Linked DNA regions of Homo sapiens: regions 1, 2, 3, 5 and 6 are each linked to region 4. A link is a contact called in ENCODE Hi-C or POLR2A ChIA-PET data. All regions are on one chromosome and are shown on one strand. Each heading gives the region's core, a stretch centred on a gene start or an enhancer-like site at or near the end of the contact. The rest is flanking DNA. Distances are from core to core; before and after follow the strand shown. Region 1 overlaps ETS1 (ETS proto-oncogene 1, transcription factor). Region 2 overlaps KCNJ1 (potassium inwardly rectifying channel subfamily J member 1). Region 3 overlaps FLI1 (Fli-1 proto-oncogene, ETS transcription factor). Region 4 has its middle 43 kb from the start of ETS1. Region 5 overlaps LOC124902789 (a long non-coding RNA gene). Region 6 has its middle 120 kb from the start of MIR6090.

The links. A loop is a pair of places that touch in the nucleus more often than their neighbours do. ChIA-PET counts read pairs that join two places held with the same protein, here RNA polymerase II (POLR2A). Pooled maps may share reads with other maps.
Region 1: a loop to region 4 is called in a map of natural killer cell, with 7 times the contacts of the local background. The contact joins two enhancer-like sites. A Hi-C loop is called at or near these places in 23 of 168 maps with a recorded cell type or tissue (B cell, CD4-positive, alpha-beta T cell, CD4-positive, alpha-beta memory T cell and 18 more), 37 of 37 single-sample maps with no recorded cell type and 24 of 50 pooled maps. POLR2A ChIA-PET finds 5 or more read pairs at or near these places in 19 of 52 experiments (B cell, CD4-positive, alpha-beta T cell, CD4-positive, alpha-beta memory T cell and 13 more).
Region 2: a loop to region 4 is called in a map of GM20431, with 2.5 times the contacts of the local background. The contact joins two enhancer-like sites. A Hi-C loop is called at or near these places in 7 of 168 maps with a recorded cell type or tissue (B cell, CD4-positive, alpha-beta memory T cell, GM12878 and 4 more), 14 of 37 single-sample maps with no recorded cell type and 12 of 50 pooled maps. POLR2A ChIA-PET finds 5 or more read pairs at or near these places in 3 of 52 experiments (OCI-LY7, activated B cell and activated naive CD4-positive, alpha-beta T cell).
Region 3: a loop to region 4 is called in a map of endothelial cell of umbilical vein, with 2.5 times the contacts of the local background. The contact joins two enhancer-like sites. A Hi-C loop is called at or near these places in 2 of 168 maps with a recorded cell type or tissue (GM12878 and endothelial cell of umbilical vein), 1 of 37 single-sample maps with no recorded cell type and 6 of 50 pooled maps. POLR2A ChIA-PET finds 5 or more read pairs at or near these places in 3 of 52 experiments (OCI-LY7, activated B cell and activated CD8-positive, alpha-beta memory T cell).
Region 5: a map of Caco-2 shows a loop between it and region 4 (9-fold over the local background). The contact joins two enhancer-like sites. A Hi-C loop is called at or near these places in 5 of 168 maps with a recorded cell type or tissue (Caco-2, Calu3, MCF 10A and 2 more) and 5 of 50 pooled maps. POLR2A ChIA-PET finds 5 or more read pairs at or near these places in 10 of 52 experiments (CD4-positive, alpha-beta T cell, CD4-positive, alpha-beta memory T cell, CD8-positive, alpha-beta T cell and 7 more).
Region 6: a map of OCI-LY7 shows a loop between it and region 4 (2.9-fold over the local background). The contact joins two enhancer-like sites. A Hi-C loop is called at or near these places in 1 of 168 maps with a recorded cell type or tissue (OCI-LY7), 1 of 37 single-sample maps with no recorded cell type and 2 of 50 pooled maps. POLR2A ChIA-PET finds 5 or more read pairs at or near these places in 2 of 52 experiments (activated CD4-positive, alpha-beta T cell and activated T-cell).

The regions. Positions count from the first base shown.
Region 1 is chr11:128,467,942-128,470,745 of GRCh38, forward strand. All of the region lies in intron 8 of ETS1 (ETS proto-oncogene 1, transcription factor), which reads right to left. Among named protein-coding and RNA genes, the nearest start is that of MIR6090, 53 kb to the right of the region's middle. RefSeq lists enhancers at 1,603-1,762, 1,813-1,932, 2,233-2,282, 2,293-2,392. Within about 2 kb of position 1,395, at least 7 of the 41 ENCODE cell types and tissues checked have a DNase peak (open chromatin) inside an H3K27ac peak, as active enhancers do; they include B cell, CD4-positive, alpha-beta T cell, CD8-positive, alpha-beta T cell and 3 more, where a contact is called at or near this core.
Region 2 is chr11:128,851,261-128,853,960 of GRCh38, forward strand. All of the region lies in intron 1 of KCNJ1 (potassium inwardly rectifying channel subfamily J member 1), which reads right to left. Among named protein-coding and RNA genes, the nearest start is that of KCNJ1, 15 kb to the right of the region's middle. Within about 2 kb of position 1,296, at least 4 of the 41 ENCODE cell types and tissues checked have a DNase peak (open chromatin) inside an H3K27ac peak, as active enhancers do.
Region 3 is chr11:128,774,917-128,777,873 of GRCh38, forward strand. The region is part of intron 4 of FLI1 (Fli-1 proto-oncogene, ETS transcription factor); the gene reads left to right. Among named protein-coding and RNA genes, the nearest start is that of SENCR, 80 kb to the left of the region's middle. RefSeq lists an enhancer at 1,812-2,417. Within about 2 kb of position 1,340, at least 6 of the 41 ENCODE cell types and tissues checked have a DNase peak (open chromatin) inside an H3K27ac peak, as active enhancers do.
Region 4 is chr11:128,629,270-128,631,969 of GRCh38, forward strand. No RefSeq gene overlaps it. Among named protein-coding and RNA genes, the nearest start is that of ETS1, 43 kb to the left of the region's middle. Within about 2 kb of position 1,267, at least 12 of the 41 ENCODE cell types and tissues checked have a DNase peak (open chromatin) inside an H3K27ac peak, as active enhancers do; they include B cell, CD4-positive, alpha-beta T cell, CD8-positive, alpha-beta T cell and 3 more, where a contact is called at or near this core.
Region 5 is chr11:128,447,258-128,450,001 of GRCh38, forward strand. The region is part of intron 1 of LOC124902789 (a long non-coding RNA gene); the gene reads left to right. Among named protein-coding and RNA genes, the nearest start is that of MIR6090, 74 kb to the right of the region's middle. RefSeq lists an enhancer at 1,009-2,208. Within about 2 kb of position 1,379, at least 12 of the 41 ENCODE cell types and tissues checked have a DNase peak (open chromatin) inside an H3K27ac peak, as active enhancers do.
Region 6 is chr11:128,397,808-128,400,534 of GRCh38, forward strand. No RefSeq gene overlaps it. Among named protein-coding and RNA genes, the nearest start is that of MIR6090, 120 kb to the right of the region's middle. Within about 2 kb of position 1,449, at least 4 of the 41 ENCODE cell types and tissues checked have a DNase peak (open chromatin) inside an H3K27ac peak, as active enhancers do; they include OCI-LY7, where a contact is called at or near this core.

The DNA.
Region 1 (2,804 bases), core at 145-2,644, 160 kb before region 4:
TGTCTGCTCCCTCTCCACCCTCCCTCTCAGGCGGCTGCAGGGGAATTTCCTTCTACTGCTTTGTTCTTCTCAGCCTCTGGAGAAGAGGACAGTTCTTACTACACACTGACAGGTCTGATTTGAAGAACGTGCTACAAGCTCTGAAGAAGAAATACCAGGTAGGAACTTGGAGAGCTCCCAAGCCTACAAAGCAAATCACACCAAGGATGTTCACCCCCTAAGGGGACCCCCAAGGCTCCTCAAATCTAAGGCAACAATCTCACTTTTTAAAAAAAGTAAAGCTTCAAGTAAATTACTGCTCATTTGGGTCATATTTCCTTGTCTGGGAGCTGCAAGGCCCACTATCTGTCTCAATGAGGAGCTGGTTATTAAAAATCCCCTGCTATTCTGGTCCCTTGCCCTGAGGCTGAGAACTGAGCAGCATAAATACATATATAGCAATGGGCTAGGACAAGGTGTTAGTAACATGCTCTTGATGGAAATCCCTTCCATTTCCCGATTTGTCAGTATCATTCTTCTCATTTTCCAGATCTGGGAGTTGCCTGCCTGTGACAAGGACATCCTCACAGCAAGTGAACAGGGTCAGGTTGAACTTCACTTTTTCCTTCTACTCCTTCCTCATTTCCATTTCAACCACAAGTTCTCACTCTTGTCACCTGTGCTCTGCTGAGAGGAGAACACAGGAGTTTTCTTCCAAACAGAAGGAGGTCAACGCTGGGCAGGCACCTTCCCAGGCAGTCTCCTCATATTTCCATAGTACATGGCTTACACCAAGACCACCCCATTGGTTTGGTCTCTGTCCATTTCTCCCATCACTAGAATATATGCTGTAAGGACAAGGACTTTGTTTTTTCACTGCTTCAACCCAAAGCCTAGCACAGTGCCTCACCAACAAACACCAACAAACAAAAAATTCTTTGCTGTTGAATGACTGTGTCATTTGACATGTTCTCCCTGAGAACACAGACTATATCTTACTGAGCCATATATCCTCAATGCCAGGTATGATAGCTTGTCTTCAGCAGGTACTCATTAAATATTTTCTAAATTACATTACTGAAACAAACCTCCTCTGAAGAAAGGCATATGGATTAGAAAGTCCGCTCAAATGGCTTCTCTCTATTAAACAATATTTGGGGCCAAACAATATGGGTGACCCTCAGGCTGCATTTCATCAACGTGTTCCCAAAAATGAAAATGACTACCTGTCCTTTGGGAGTTAATTTGCTACTTTAAGAAGCTAATCCCTTTAGCTCTATTCTAAAAGTCAAATCAAATACCTCGGTGTGGGCAGGACACCACATTTATTTTAACCTATGAAACTCTCATGGTTGGTCACCCTTGCAATAGGGCTGACTCTGCCCTGATAGCACACATCTGGCAGGTGGCCCTAAAACAGAGGAACAGGCCTGCTGGCCCCTCCCTTCCAGCCAGGTGTCTCTACCCACAGCCAAACGATGATGGCAAAAACAGAACATTCGAATCCAGAAATGACCCATCTGTTCACAAGTGTATCAATCTGCCTTTCATGCTACCACAGGAGGACGCACCTCTGAGGGTGGGGTGGGTGACTCCCCAGTCCAAGCATCACCCCTTTCTGTCAACCCTCTTCTAAATCACCATTCACAAAGGCCCCTAAATCTCCTGATTTCCATTAAGTTTAAGGACAAAACAGAAAACATCCTGACAGTTTCTTGGCCTCTGGACCAAGCTCAACCTGAAGCTGCACAAAGTCTTGTTGCCTGAGGATGAATAACTCAAGAAACTGTATTGCTGGACTGACTGGCAATCAAGACCCTGAGAAAATTATTTTAAGAAGATTAAGGGCCAGGAGTGCTTGATATTTTGGCTGAGTTCTATGTCTCTCATTTCTTCTGAGTTGTATATTTTCTTTGCCCCACCCTGACCCAATCTTATCTCATCTCTAACACACTCCATGTATAACATTCTATAACTGGCCAATACGGCCGTGGTTTAAAGACTCACTCTGTGTCAGTATATTCTATAAACGTGTTCCTGTATCAGTGGCTAATAACTCAAGGGCAGTGATTGGGAATATAACTTCCAATAATTCAACTCAAACAACAAAGAACATTCTGACAGGTGTTTGGAAAGCATACTTGCTGAACACGATGATGAACAAACAACAACTTTATAAACTTGTATTTGTTGCTGAGATAGCCAGTATCTAACCATGAAAAAGAGTGAGAAAACAGCTCTCAAATCAGTTAAAACCAGTCTTTGACTGCCGAGTTCATGTCTCTTGCATGTTAGATCAAAAACGAAAGGAGGAGGAGTGTCAAAAAATTTAAAAATAAAAGCCATTTTACATGTCAGGCAGTGGAGTACTGAGTGATGACGGCATCCTATAAAATTAAAATATATGATGCCTGTGGGAAAGCCCCGGGTAGGGAGTTGAGGGTACGAGGCTTTGATATCAGTTCTTACCTGAATCACCATATGCAATCTTATGCAACTCATTTAATCTCTCTGGGCTTTACTTTTTCCTTTCCTAAAATGGAAATAGTAATCTCTGCTTCTCTTTAGTTTATAAAAATGTAAATTAAGTCCTTATTACAAAAATCTGCATATATACATATATATAGACAGAGAGAGAGAAAGACACTTAAAGAGGTGAACAATTTAGGAGCAACTGAATATACAATAATGGAATTACAAAGAAGAATGAAACAACAGAAAATATATTTTTAAAAACAATTTTCAGTAAAAAACAAGAAAAAAGATGCATTTAAAAAAAATTGTAAAAGCACTAGAAAAAATCTAATTAGACTTCCAAGGATTAA
Region 2 (2,700 bases), core at 46-2,545, 220 kb after region 4:
TTGAAATCACTGTATACTCTCAAAAGATGTATGTAGACAGAAATTGTGTATGGTGAATCATATTACATATGCATTAGGATATTAGATATTTATAGGAATCCTATAGTGGATTATTTTATAAAGTGAAGAATAATTTTTGCAAATCAAATAATCATTCTTCCACTTGTTTATCCTGTGTGTGTGTTGAGGAGGAGATGGTTGTTCTAAAAACCGGATAAATCTGTAATGAAACTGTTCTTAAGTCTCATATTCAGCCACCCACCTCAAATGGCACTGGAGTTTAATGAAGGAATTCCAGTGTTTATTAAAAAGTTGTAGCTATTATGTGTGCAGAGATCTGTTATTAGTCTGACCCTTCTAGTTCTGTGTGGTTTGGGTTGGTATTAAATCAACTCAGTCTTTCCAGACCAGAAAGGAATGGATTCCATGTGGACGGGAGGCCTGAACATGCTTTACCGAGCGTCTGCAACAAGAATGTACACTTTGTTTTAAAGAAAACATATAGGATGCCCAACCTTGACAATTTATAAAATGGAAAAAATTCAACTAATGTCTTCAGTATGGACACTCGGAGACTAGTATTCATTATGTTGCATGAGGCAAAGAAGGCTGGTGTAGCCCAGCTTCCACAGACACACAAGATCTAAGGCACAGAGCACCACGTGCTTGGGTTTGGAGAGGGATTTGGATGCCTTCTAGGCCCACACCTTAGCGTGTTTGAAGTTTCTCTGTCCCAGTCCCAACAAGTGGCCTATGGGGTAAGATTTAAGAAGTGGGTTTCCAGTGTTTGAATCTGAAATCAGTCACTTACTAGCTCTAACATTGGGTATTCAGTGTGTCAATTTCCTCATCTGAAAAATGGGGGCTTTTATATCTATCTTACAGATGGATGGAAAGAGCTTAGACCACACTTGGACATAGAACGTGATCAAGCTGTTAATACCTTGAGTCATACTACGTGCAACTCCAGTTTCTCCTTCAAGCTCCTGCCATGCATTGAATGAAAGGAGGCAATCTTGTCCCTATCTGTGAGGCCTTTAATCCTGGGCTGCTCTTGCTACTGTGCAGGCTGCAATAGCATCCTGCTTCTCAGAAAGGAGGTGAGAAGAGCCAGGCTCTAGGGGATTAGTGGAAGAGCCAGCATTTCTGTTGACTCCGTTGCTATGCCCACGGGTATCATTGACCCTCAAAGGGTCAATGATTACCAGTTTCGGCTTGGGTTCTGCCAAGCCATCAGAGTTACATTAATGGAGCGGCACGTCATATCACCCACCCTCCCATGTTCAAGTGCTTTCTGGGAAAGCCCTGGAGCCAGAGGGAGCAGAGCCAGCAGCTTCGGTGACCCTTTGTTCCATGCCATAGAGCTGCCCTTCAGCAAATGCTGGAGTCTTCTCACTGGGGCTCTTCTTGCTGGCATTTAGCATGCCCCCATCCTCATTACCGGGCACAGCCCACCCAGGAGCCCTCTCAGAACAGGACACTGCCCGGGAGACTTCCCAGCTGCGTCCTCCAGCAAATGTCTTGAACTGCTCTTGACCAATCCTCGTGTCTGCCTCTGAAACAAGGAAGACAAGCAGGAAGGGGGGCATCCCCCTAGACCTTAGAGCCATGCCAAGGCAGGCAAGCTCAGGGCCCTCACTGAGACCGACCTCTCAGGAGAGGCCGGTGGTACCTACAAAAGGCCTGCTGACGCACTTTCTCTCATTCCTTTCCTTGTTTCTTTTCACTCAGTGGTGTGTATAATGACCTGGAAAAGGTAAAATTAAATTCCACTTTATTTCCACTTATTTGCCATTCTATCAAAATCAAGCCAAATCAAAAGAAGCGTTTCAGTCTCAAAGACGTTCCTTAACCTCTCTGAGCTGCACTTTTCCATACTATATTGATGATTCTAGTGCCTTTGTTGTTATGAGGATTCAGTGAGAAATACACATATCCACGTAAAATGAGTATGTGAATAGCAGGATTATTCATAATAGCCAAAGAGTGGAAGCTTTTGAAACAGTTGATGTCCATCAGCTGATGAATCAATAAATAAAATGTGACATATCCATACAGTGGAATATTATTCAGCTCTAAAAAGGAATAAAGTACTGGTAGATACTACAACATGGATGGACCTGGAAAACATTTGGCCAGTGAAAGAGGCCAGAGATTGTATGATTCCATGTAGATGAGATGTTAGAATAGGCAAATCTACAGAGAAAGAGAGTTAGACTGGTGGCTGCCAGGGGCTGGGGAAGAGGCGGATGGGGAGTGACTGCTAATGGGCACCAGGTTCTTTTGGGGGTGATGAAAATGTTCCGGTATTGATTGTAATGATGGCTGTGCAACTCTGTGAATACACTGAAAACCACCTCTTACACACTTCAAATTAGTGGGTTTTATTTTATGAGAATTATATTGCAATAAAGCTGGGATAGAAAAAACACACATGTAAAGTGCCTGTCACACAGTACAGTCGCGACCGACTTCCCCTCAACTCTCAACCCACTTCCCCATGCCTTTGGGCCCTTGTTGGAACCTCGGCTGAACTCAGCACCTGCCTTCTCTAGCAAGTGGTTACTGTGCTCCTGAAGGCACCACCATCAGAATGATTTTCTCTGCCACAAGAGCTTGGAGTACGGAAAGTATTATTCTGCTCACCCTCACTGCTAAACAGAACCTCTGCTAGTGTGGGAGATGTCTCTTCTCCCAGGG
Region 3 (2,957 bases), core at 90-2,589, 150 kb after region 4:
GCAGATAACAAGGTTGAAGTGGAGGTGCAGAGGATGGCATTTTGGGGGGTATAGCATGGCAAGAAAAAGCAAATTGCTTCTTTCTTTTTAAGAATATTTATAGACAGAAAGTGCCCCCAAATCAATAAAAATATTAGGTTTCCCAAAAGGGACTTATTAGTGGAGCATATTTCCAGAGTGGAGAGGAGGTGGAATCCAGCTTGTATACTGAAGACATTTGAAAATGCAGGGCAGATATCCAGAGTGGAGGATGGTGGCGAACAGTAGTACATCCACAAGATGGGAAGTAGTTGTTCTGCCATTGAAATGATTATTGGGAAACACCATGAGAAGTGCTTAGGATACAATGTTGGGTGGAAAAGCTCATTATAAAGTGGTCTGTGCACTGATAGAAAAACCATGTCTGCCTGCGAAAGCAAAAAATTAAAATAATCGTGTTAAATTAAAAAAAAAAAAAACTTGCCCCAACATGGTATTGAAATATCCTTTTGAGGAACCTAGACTTAAAATGATCCACTGTCAGGCAAAAGGCTTTTAGATTCATGCTGCTTTTTAATTGGTGTCTACCTTGGGGTTCCAGCCTTGGGGACCCTCTAGTGTGAGGTGGTGGCTGGCTGCTAAGCGCCTGCAGGAGGCCATGGGCTGGCGATCGTGTCTGCTCTGTTTCTGCTCTGGATTGCTGGGAACTCCCCCGTGACAACCAGCACTTTAAACGCTTTTAAAGCCTTCAAACACTTTATTGTTTTTCCAGACTGACTTCCAGTGGATGTTCTGTGCTTAGGAGGAAGGCCAGTGCTTGTGGAGAGTTTGAGGCGATGAGTCAAGGCAAGGGGAGAGGGTGCTGATTCTTTGTGCTTTATCATCTTGTCCTTTCATTGGAGAGGAAGGTGGGGCTCAGATATTTCCACTTTAGCAAGAGATGGATGGAAAATAGCTGAGATCCTTCACTCCGGTGGAGGAAGTACTGCAGGGTGAAGGAAAGTTGATAGAGCAGAATCGGGGACCTGAGACTGTGGCTGGTTGGAAGTCAGTAGAGTCCAAGTTGGTGGCACTTCTCTGATCTAATCTTTCTGGGCTTTATAGAAAGTCTAGAAAAAGGAAAACTTCATAGGATAAGAAGCTTTGGCATCAAATTTACATTTCACAAAAGGTGCTTGACTATTTATTCTGGTGGTTTGGGAGGGGAGCTAGACTTTTACATTTTAAATGCAAATGTATTTTCCAGGGTAGAGAAGAAATAGCAGTTCCCTGTGCCCCTACAGACCCTGTCTGATGGCCAGGCATGCTAGGGAGGTGCTTGTTCTTCACACCTGGGCGTGTCAGCTGTGCCAGAGGAGCTGTGTCACACGCCACACAGGCGCCCACCCCTCCCCCCCACCACCACAGGAAATGCAAGGAGGACTGTGATGGCTGGGGTGGCCACGGTTCTTGGGGGTAATTCCCATGAGTCCTGGGAAACTCCAGGGTTTACACCTGTCAATCCCAGCACTTTGGGAGGCCAAGGCGGGTGGATCACCTGAGGCCAGAAGTTGGAGACCAGCCTGGCCAACGTGGTGAAACCCCGTCTCTACTAAACATACAAAAATGAGCCAGGTGTGGTGGTGGGCGCCTGTAATCCTAGCTACTTGGGAGGCTGAGGCAGGAGAGTCGCTTGAATGCGGGAGGGGGAGGCTGCAGTGAGCTGAGATCGCACCACCGCACTCTGGCCTGGGCGATAGACCGAGGCTCTGTCTTCAGAGGAAAAAAGGTTGCCCCCTTGTGGACAACTATCTACAGTACCCATTTTGAAGCTGAACCCACTGAGGCCCAGACAGCTTCAGAAATTGGTTCAAAGGCATCCAGCCGATTGAGAGCACCTGGCATCTCAGACTAGGGCCTCTGGAGTCCCAGTCCCTGGCCTCGCGTTGCCGACGTTCCCCCGGCCCTGGAGACAGCAAGCCAGCCTGCGCCACACAGGCAAGGCAGCCTCACTCCCGGCCTTCCACGTGGGCAGCCCGGCCACTTCCCCCACAGCATTTTCTGTTGTCATTTGTACCAAGAGATAAATGCTTTCCAAAAACTTTCCTGTGGCCTCCTGGAAGGAGGCCGATTAAGCCAAACCTATCACCACGCTAACTTTGTCCTTCTCTGGGCCTGACTGTCGGCCCCACCAGTATCTCTCCCGGACACACCCCGTGTGGCAGAGGAGCCTTCGCAGCAGCTGCTGCGGGAACGAGATTTGTCCCTTCTCAGGCCAAGGCGGGGAAGGACCTCGAAGAAACGGAGGGCGCCGGGCTGGCAGTTCAGGCTCAGGGCCGCTGGGGGGAGTTTGCGCAAGGCTGGGAGCCCCGAGGCCCCGGGGGAGGTGGGGAGGCAGAAAGAAAAAGAGCCTTTTTTAAGTTTTACAAACAAGTTCGTTTTGTATGTCAATCTGGGTCTGACCTGGAAAAAAAAACACTAAGAAACTGCGTCTTCAAACAGTGGCTGCTCAAAAGAATGAAACTGCGCGACCGGGAGACCACGGAAAGGGTGTCTATCTTCATTCCCATTTTTAATTTAAACTTTAATGGAAAACACATTTTGCATTTTCTGGTCTTTCCACCTGCAGCCTCAGATGGTCGGGCAGAGGTTTTGAGTCTGGGCAATTAAGCTGGTGCAATCTTATCACTTCCAGGCCTGGGTTTGACTGGTGAAGGAGAACAGAATGCCAGCTGAACAAAAGGCCAGGTTTCCCTGGACCCAGTAGTCAGCCAGGATTGTTGTTTAAAGATCCCAGAGCCTTGCACCCTCCCGCTCCTGCACACTCAGCCAGAGCTGTTGATATAGCAGTGCAGCCCAGAGAAAAGAGAGACCTGGATTCAATAGGCTGGCTGTGAGGGGGCACTGGTGAATTCTATGGTCACAGCGAGGCAGGAGACAAAGGCTTTGGCACTGGGACGCTTGCGCCCCCTGGCCCAGGTGTCCCCGATGAAAAGCAG
Region 4 (2,700 bases), core at 17-2,516:
GACCCTGCGGGAGATTGGAGGGGACTTCTGAGTGTACCTCACATTCCATCAGATAGGCCCTAATCATTTTGCCAAAGGGAGGGATTTGAGGGGATCATAGCAAAGGTTCTCTTATCAGGACAGCCCCAGGAAGCCCTGCAAAGGTGAGGAGAGACAGCCAATGAAGGATGAAGCTGTGTGAATTTTAGCTTCAGCCTCAGGTTCTGCTCAGCAAAAGTGGAAGATCTGGTCATTTATAGACTCCTGGACTTAAATCAAAAGAGCCAGAACCTCGACATAGCGACTCCAGGAGCTAGGTGACACTGAAGTCACCTTACCCCTCCATATCCTGTAAAACAGGGATGATCACAAGAGAAAGTTGTGGAGCTGAAATGGGCTGATGCACTCGAAGGCTTTTTCACTCAGAGACGGTCAGAAGACATTTGCCAGATGATTTCCAGATGTGTCAGAATGGGGAGCACTCTCTTTTGAGCAGGATAGCTCTCTCCCACACTTAATGTATGCCTGAGAGGAGAGAGAGAGACAAAGAATGATCAGACTGTACACCATTTGTGGACAAAGGGTCATCATAGGGCTTTGACAATTCTCCAAGAGCACTGGTTCCACATAGAAGCTGGCTTCACAGGCTGGCATTGGGATTAGGCCAGAGGTCAGATAGTAGGTGTGGCAAGGCCCCAGGTGGGCTAAGGCTGGCCATGGAGACAGGTGGGCTTTCCTGTTGAATGCTTCCAGGGAAGTCATGCCGTCTGGAACCTCAGATTTGGCAAATCAGCAAAGGAAAATTGGTCGCAATTATTTTCCAGGGCTTCCATGCTCTCTGATGTGTTAGATCCTTGTTAGCATTAACCAGAGTTAAACATTTGTTTTATTCTGTGGATGGAGAGACAGGTTTTAGAACACCTTCCCTGACAAGGTTAAGGTTGCAGGTTCTGAAAATTATCTCCGGTCTCCAAAGTTTTTGTATTTCAGTGTCTTTGGTGCTTTTTTGTTTTGTTCTATTTTGAAGTAACTTTATAGTTTTTGTTTGTTGTTTTTTTTTTTTAAGTACAGATATGTTGAGCACAGAAAAAAAAAAAAAAAAAAACATTGCAATAACCTTGACTTCTGAAAAGTCCTCTCATTCTTCCAGGGGAGGAATTTTGTTTTTCAGGAACTGTTTTTTCATAAAGACAAAAGTCTTAGCAGTTTGGATTTCGGCCTTTGAGTTTTTCTTTTCATCATGTGTAATTTCAAATTGTACTGAGGTCCTTCCTCCTGGAACCTAGCGAATACAGCTCAATGGCGCCCCCTGAAGGCCAACGTAGAGGGGTACAGTAAAAGAGGATAAAATGAGGAACCTCCAGCCCTCCGTATCCGACCAGCCAAGACAAACCACCATCTAGGCCCAAAGGCAGGTTAGCGTGTGGCAAAACCCAATAGCTGCATTCAAAACCCAGTTCTGACAACAACAAGCTATTTCTGCATGTTCCCACATAGTTGAGAAGAGATTGAGCTTTGGCATAAAACAGGTCAAAGGCCTTGGATTGAATTCCAGCACAGACAAGTTACTTAATCTCTCTAACTCACTTTCTCTTTCTGTATAATGTAGAATACAAAGTGATTTTTTTAATTGCTTACTATGTGCAGGCTTTGTCCTAAGTGTTTAGCATGTGTTAGCTCATTTAGTTCTTGCTAAAACCCTCTAGTTTGTGTGCTATTAGTACCCACTTTGTACAAATAAGAAAACTAGGGCCTGGAGTGAGTCAGAAGCCTTCACAGCTGCTAACTGAAAAAAACAGGGCTGAACGCATGTGGTGCAGTCCGGAGCCTGGACTCACCGCCACATGTCACACTGATGCCCATACTTACCAGGTGGGACCACCGTGAGGACTAGAAAGAGAAATGTCAACCACATAGCCCTGGACTGGCACAGAATAAATGCCCAACAAATAATAGCCATAATTATTCCCATTCTTGGTCGACCACCTTAATAAAAGCTACCATAGAGGCAGGGAATCAGTAAGAAGAGATGACTAAGAGGATGCTTACTGCATGTAGGAAAATCAGTTAATGCTCGTGTGACTGGCTTATTTCCCTTTGCATACTGTCCTTCAGGTCCATCCATGTTGTCACATATGGCACGATTTTCATTTTTTTTTAAGGCCGAGTAATATTCCACTGTCTGTATCTACCCATTTTCTTTATTCGCCCATTGATGAACATTTAGGTTGTTTCCACATCTTAGCTCATCTTGACAGTGCTACAATGAACATGAGCATGTTAATATTTCTCCAAGATCATGATTTCAATTCTTTTGGATAAATACCTAAAAGTGGAATGGCTGGATCCTATATTAGTTCTGTTTTCCTCTTTTTGAGGAACCTCCCTACTGTTTTCCATAGCGGCTATACCATTTTACATTCCCACCATCTGCGCCAGAGTTCGAATTTCTCCACATCCTCACCAACACTTTTTATCTTTTGTTCTTTTGATAACAGCCATCCTCACTATTGTAAGGTGATATCTCATTATGGGGAAAAATTATATGAAAAGGAAGCATCAAATTAATAGGCAAGAAAACCAGTACATAGTATTTGGACAGTTGGCATATTACTTAAAAATTATGTATGAATCCAAAAAATTAATTAACTCTTACTATATTAGTATTCTGATTGTTGACATTAACCTGTAACAATAGGAGAAAAAGTTAGTTCAGGAATC
Region 5 (2,744 bases), core at 129-2,628, 180 kb before region 4:
CATTTGGCATGTTTGGTCTTTTCTCTAGCTTCTTCAACATGTGAAATTGTTACTCTCTTTTAATGTCCTTGGGTACTAATTCTATCGTCTGTGTCATTTCTTGGAAATTTTCAACTGGCTGATTTTTTTCTTCATTATGGGTCATATTTTCCTGCTTCTTAGTATGCCTGGTAATTCTTTATTGGATGCCAGACATTGTGGACTGGGTGGATATTTTTGTATTCCTAAAAATACTCTTGAGTTAAGTTACTTGGAAATAGTTTGACCCTTTCGAGTCTTGCCTTTAAGCTTTATTTGGCAGGAACAGAACAGCATTTACTCTCGGGCTAATTTTGCTTTACTATTGAGGCAAAACCTTTCAGTACTATACCCAATGCCCATAAATTATAAAGTTCAAGAACAGGCAAAACTATGCCAATAGAAATCAGAATAGTGATTGACGGTAGGGTGTGGATATTGGAATTTTCTGGGGTATTGCTTACACAAATGTACCTATTAAAATTCATCAAACTGCTCAAAATCTGTGCATATCACTGTATATCAATTTTACCTCTATAAAAATCATGTTTGGTATCAAATATATGTGTACATAATTAAATGCTGAAAAGATTTATACTAAAATTTCAATAGTGAAGAATATCAGGTAGTTTTCTAATTGGCTTCTGAATATTTTCATGTTATCTAAATTTTCAATATATATAACCTTTTAAAAATACATAAAACTAATATTTAATGAAACAATTTAAGGGGGACTCTCTACCTTGTAGAATGGATAAAGGAGAGGAAACAAATATTTATTGGGCATTTGCCATGTATCAGGTCCTTTAAAAGTCACTTTATTACATGATTCTATTTAAACAATATAACAACTCTATCAAGTAGGTATTATCCCATTTGCAAAAGAGAAAACAGTGATTCAGACTTATGGTTATGTGTCCAAGGACCCTCAACTTGATCTTAGGTCTGCCTGCTTCTGAAGTCGGTATTTTGATTCTAAGAGAATTAAGCCCTCAAGACGGATTTCTGAAATTCAGAGAGTAAAGAATGCTTGGTAGGATAGAAGAATCCCAGAAATACATTACTGTCTACGAGCATAGGAATTGGCACATTGGACTCTGGGAGTTAACTATTAAAATGGGAAAGTGAATTATCCAAATGTCAGAGTCACAAATCAAGCACAGTTAATCTGAAACCCAAGAAAGTCTGACCTGAGACAAGGAAAGAGGTGGGTGGCTCAGAGGAAAAAAAAAAAAAAAAAAAACAAACCTAAGACCAAGTATGGCAGCCGGTGGGAGAGGGAAGAAAAGTGTTCCTTCCTTATAACCTGTAGGCAAGTTATAAAAACAAGGGTTGTTTTGTCCCCTGTCGGAGTGAAACCTCAGAGACCAAAGTTCAACGCTTTCAGGTTACGGGAATGGAAATGGTGAATTCCCTGTATCAGCTGCCTCCAGCCCAGGCAAGCCTGACTCACAGGTTGGTCACCTGTTTGGAATGGGCTGTGGGAGAGCACACCCATGAGGTTGCTCAGGGAGCAATGGGCCACAGCAGTTTTCCCTGTGAATTGTGTTCAGGTAAGACCCTGCAGTCAGACCAGCTCACTCCTCCTTTGCTATTTCTTTATATATAGTCTCTTTCCATTCCGAAAATGTACTCTGAGCCCTGGCCTTTAACAGCTTCATTTGTTTTCCTTCATCTCCCAGTTTACAACTGTGAAGGAAACATTCATTGATCAAGTTCTTTCAGCTTGGAATGGAGTCTCTGACTCCCAAAAATCTCTCCCAGGACCAACTGCAAGGGGGTAGTGGATCTAGGATTAAGGCTGGAGCCTGAAGCACTGCTGAGAATGGGGAGTCTGACACGTAATGACCTCCATATATACAAGCTGGTCAGTGCTCTCTCAGAGCCTGCATGTGGCTTTGTCCAGAGAATATGAATCCCAGTTTGAGCAGCAATATGGATCAGAGTTGGTAGAGAGGAAGATTGAGGCTCTCACACTAGGATGTCTTCAGCATCCTTCTTGTATCCTTGTGTGCAAAATGGGAGCCTGGGAAAGGAACTAGAAGAACTGAACCCCATCCCTCTGATACATACACATTGCTTTTTTCCTTCTTTATAGCATAGCTTGGCTGTCCAAATGTTCTGGCAGAGACCAAGCTCCAGGCTCAGTGGGGGGTTCTAATTTTCCATGGCTCATTCACTTCTGAGAACTTTGGCTCAGTTGCATAATGGGGGGCTACTTCCTGCCAGTTGTGGCCCTGTTGTGTGATACCTTCTGACACATACGTTTTTTTGAAAAAAGATTGTCTGCTGGGAACTGGACTGAAACCAACATATAACCGTTTGTTTCATACTGGTTAGGAAGCCACCAGGAAGGCCTACCCAAAGTGGTTTTAAATACATACACACACAGTCCTCTCCTCTTAGAGCCAAGAACAGGCCATTAGTGATGTGTTAGAAAATCCAGGCTGACCTTCTCAGTCATGAGGGAAGCTCCCTGGGCCCACCAGCAGGCTTTTGCCAAGAATGGGCTCCATCTTGAGCCCACAGCTCTTCCCTAGCTTCCCAGCAGAAGCAAGGGGAGAGTGGAGAAGTCAAACACTTCTTGAGCATTGCTTACTATATGTCAAGTTCTACCCTGGACCCTCAATAGAAAGTATTTCACTGATCCTCACAATAGATCTGTGGGGTAAGTGTCACTATTGTTATTTTGAGGAAACTGAGGCTCAGAAAAGTTACATGTATTC
Region 6 (2,727 bases), core at 199-2,698, 230 kb before region 4:
AAACGAAAACATATGTCCACACAAAAACTTGTAAAAGAATGTTGACAGCAGCTCTGTTCATAATAACCAAAAAGTGGAAACAACTCAAAGGTTCATCAACTGATGAATGGACACAGCTTGTGTGGTACAGAAATATATATATATATATATATATATATATATAATATTGTATATCTATTTATTATGTATTGTATATATCTATGTGTATATATAATCATTTGCACATAACATTTCAGTCAATGACCAACCGCAGTGCTCCCATAAGATGATAATACTGTATTTTTACTGTACCTTTTCTCTGTTTAGATACACAAATACTTTCCATTGTGTTACAATTGCCTACAGTATTCAGTACAGTCACATGCTGTACATGTCTGTACCCTAGGAGCCATAGGCTATACCATATAGTTTAGGTGTGTAGTAGGCTGTACCACCTAGAGTTGTGTAAGTACACTCTAGGATGTTTGCATACTATAATATTGCCTAATGACACATTTTTCAGAATGTATCCCTGTTTTTTTGTTGGTGGTGGTGGTGGTTTTTTTTTTTTTTTTTTTTTTTTTTTTTTTTTTTTTTTGAGACAGAGTTTTGCTCTTGTTGCCCAGGCTGGACTGCAGTGTTGCGATCTCAGCTCACTGCAACCTCCACCTCCCGGATTCAAGCGATTCTCCTGCCTCAGCCTCCCAAGTAGCTGCAATTACAGGCATGCGCCACCACCCCCAGCTAATTTTGTATTTTTAGTAGAGACAGGGTTTCTCCACATTGGTCAGACTGGTCTCGAACTCCTGACCTCAGGTGATCTGCTCACCTCGGCCTCCCAAAGTGCTGGGATTACAGACATGAGCCACTGTGCCCAGCCAAATGTATTCCTGTTTTTAAGTGATGCATGACTACTGTATATGTGGAGGTGGGGAGACAGAAACAGAGACAGAGAGAGAGAGAGAGAGAGAAATACTGAGACCTAGAAAGCTTGAATAACTCATTTCAAGTCAAGAGCAACTTAATGGTAAACTTGGATCAAAACACAAAACACTATTCTTTTTAGTCCTGTATTGTTTCCACTATATCACAATACAGTGTTCAATAGTTCTCTTTAAATCACATACCAGGAGCTAAATTTACTGAAGTATTACAAAACCACCAAATGAGCTTTCACAGGAGACCTAAAAGAGGAAATTAAAGATGCAAATAGTTTAAGAAAAATCTGTGTTTGATTCAGAAACTTAAAACCAGTTTCTTCAAAAACTTGTTAAAAGAGAAAGAAACAGGCATTTTTACCCAAAGAAAGAAATACCATATTCTAGAGATTCACTAAATAATTTTTATGATTCTCTATGCTACTTTCAAGAAACTCTGACTTCAGTTATGTAGACTAAGGTGACAAGAACCATTTATGTAATCAACTGTAATTACATGAAATTCTCTCTTTAGCACATGGTACCCACTGAATGTGGCACAAAAGAGGATATGATCAGTTGATTCAGGATGATGTCATTTCCATGATTCTAAACCAAGAATCTTCAAGAAAGCCTGGGCTGCAAGTTCCAGGGTCAAATTGCAGACTGCTTGCAGAGAGTGGCTCTGCTATTCCAAGAACCTCAGATGGCTCACTGGAGTGATCTGCTTTAGATAGTGTGATCATATGTCTTGAAATTTCCATGACAGTCTTGTTTATACATGTTGCTCCAGAATATTTATTATAGTGCTCTCTTTCACAATCAGAGGTGTTCCGCTTTGAATGGTGAGTTATAAAATAGTTACCCTAGCCATGTGGAGTGTGCTCGCTCACTTAACATTCAACATGCAGTAAGCCACTTTCACACATGGCCCTGTGCTCACGACTTAATAGAGGTTATTAGGCAAACCCAGCTTCACTCTGCTAAAGGTATTTTATTTTAAAATTACTCAAAGCCTGTCTGAATTCCACCCTAACTCCATAACAGACATTGGGTGCCTTCAGGAAATTACTTAGCTTCCCTCTGGTTTATTCATGTTTACTATGAAATGGGAATAATTGCATCAGTCTTACCACACCAGGTAATAAATAATGGTCGAGGAAGTAATTAGGCTTAGAAGCTGGATAGAAACTAAGATGCCTAAGTACTAATTAGGAATACAGCTGAGTAGATTGTGGTTGATGGCCGTCCAAATGAATATGTCACCTCTAATTTCTGCCTTGTTTCTTGTCTTATTTTAATTGTATCTATCTTCTAAGTGTCTTATCTTTACAAAGTACCAATCCTGAACCAACGAGGTTAGATGCTTAATTTTTCTCGTGTTTTGCTGGGCATTTGCTGGCTCTAACAGCAAAGGGGCATTAACCTAACCAAAAATAAAATGGTTTCATATCATTATAAAAATTATTCTGTCAGTGTGAAATGCCATAACAAAAAAGCTTGTATATGTTGATGTCATATATATATATTTATATTTATGTATTCATTTATTCTTATTTTACATATATAGTTATTTGTGGATAAGCAGTTTTGGTGAAGAATAGCTAGTATGTTTTTGAGTAGTGTCAAGGCCTATACTTTTGAGCTATTTTCTAACTCCAAACAGATCTAGAATCAATTAACCTTTACCAAGGGCCTGCTATATTTCAGGGTCTGGACTGAACAGACGATTATGTCATTGAATCTTCATTGAATTCCTGCATAATGGATATTCTGATTCTCATTTTGCAGGTGAGTTACCTAAAATTTAGAAAGAAAAAAGTAATTTACT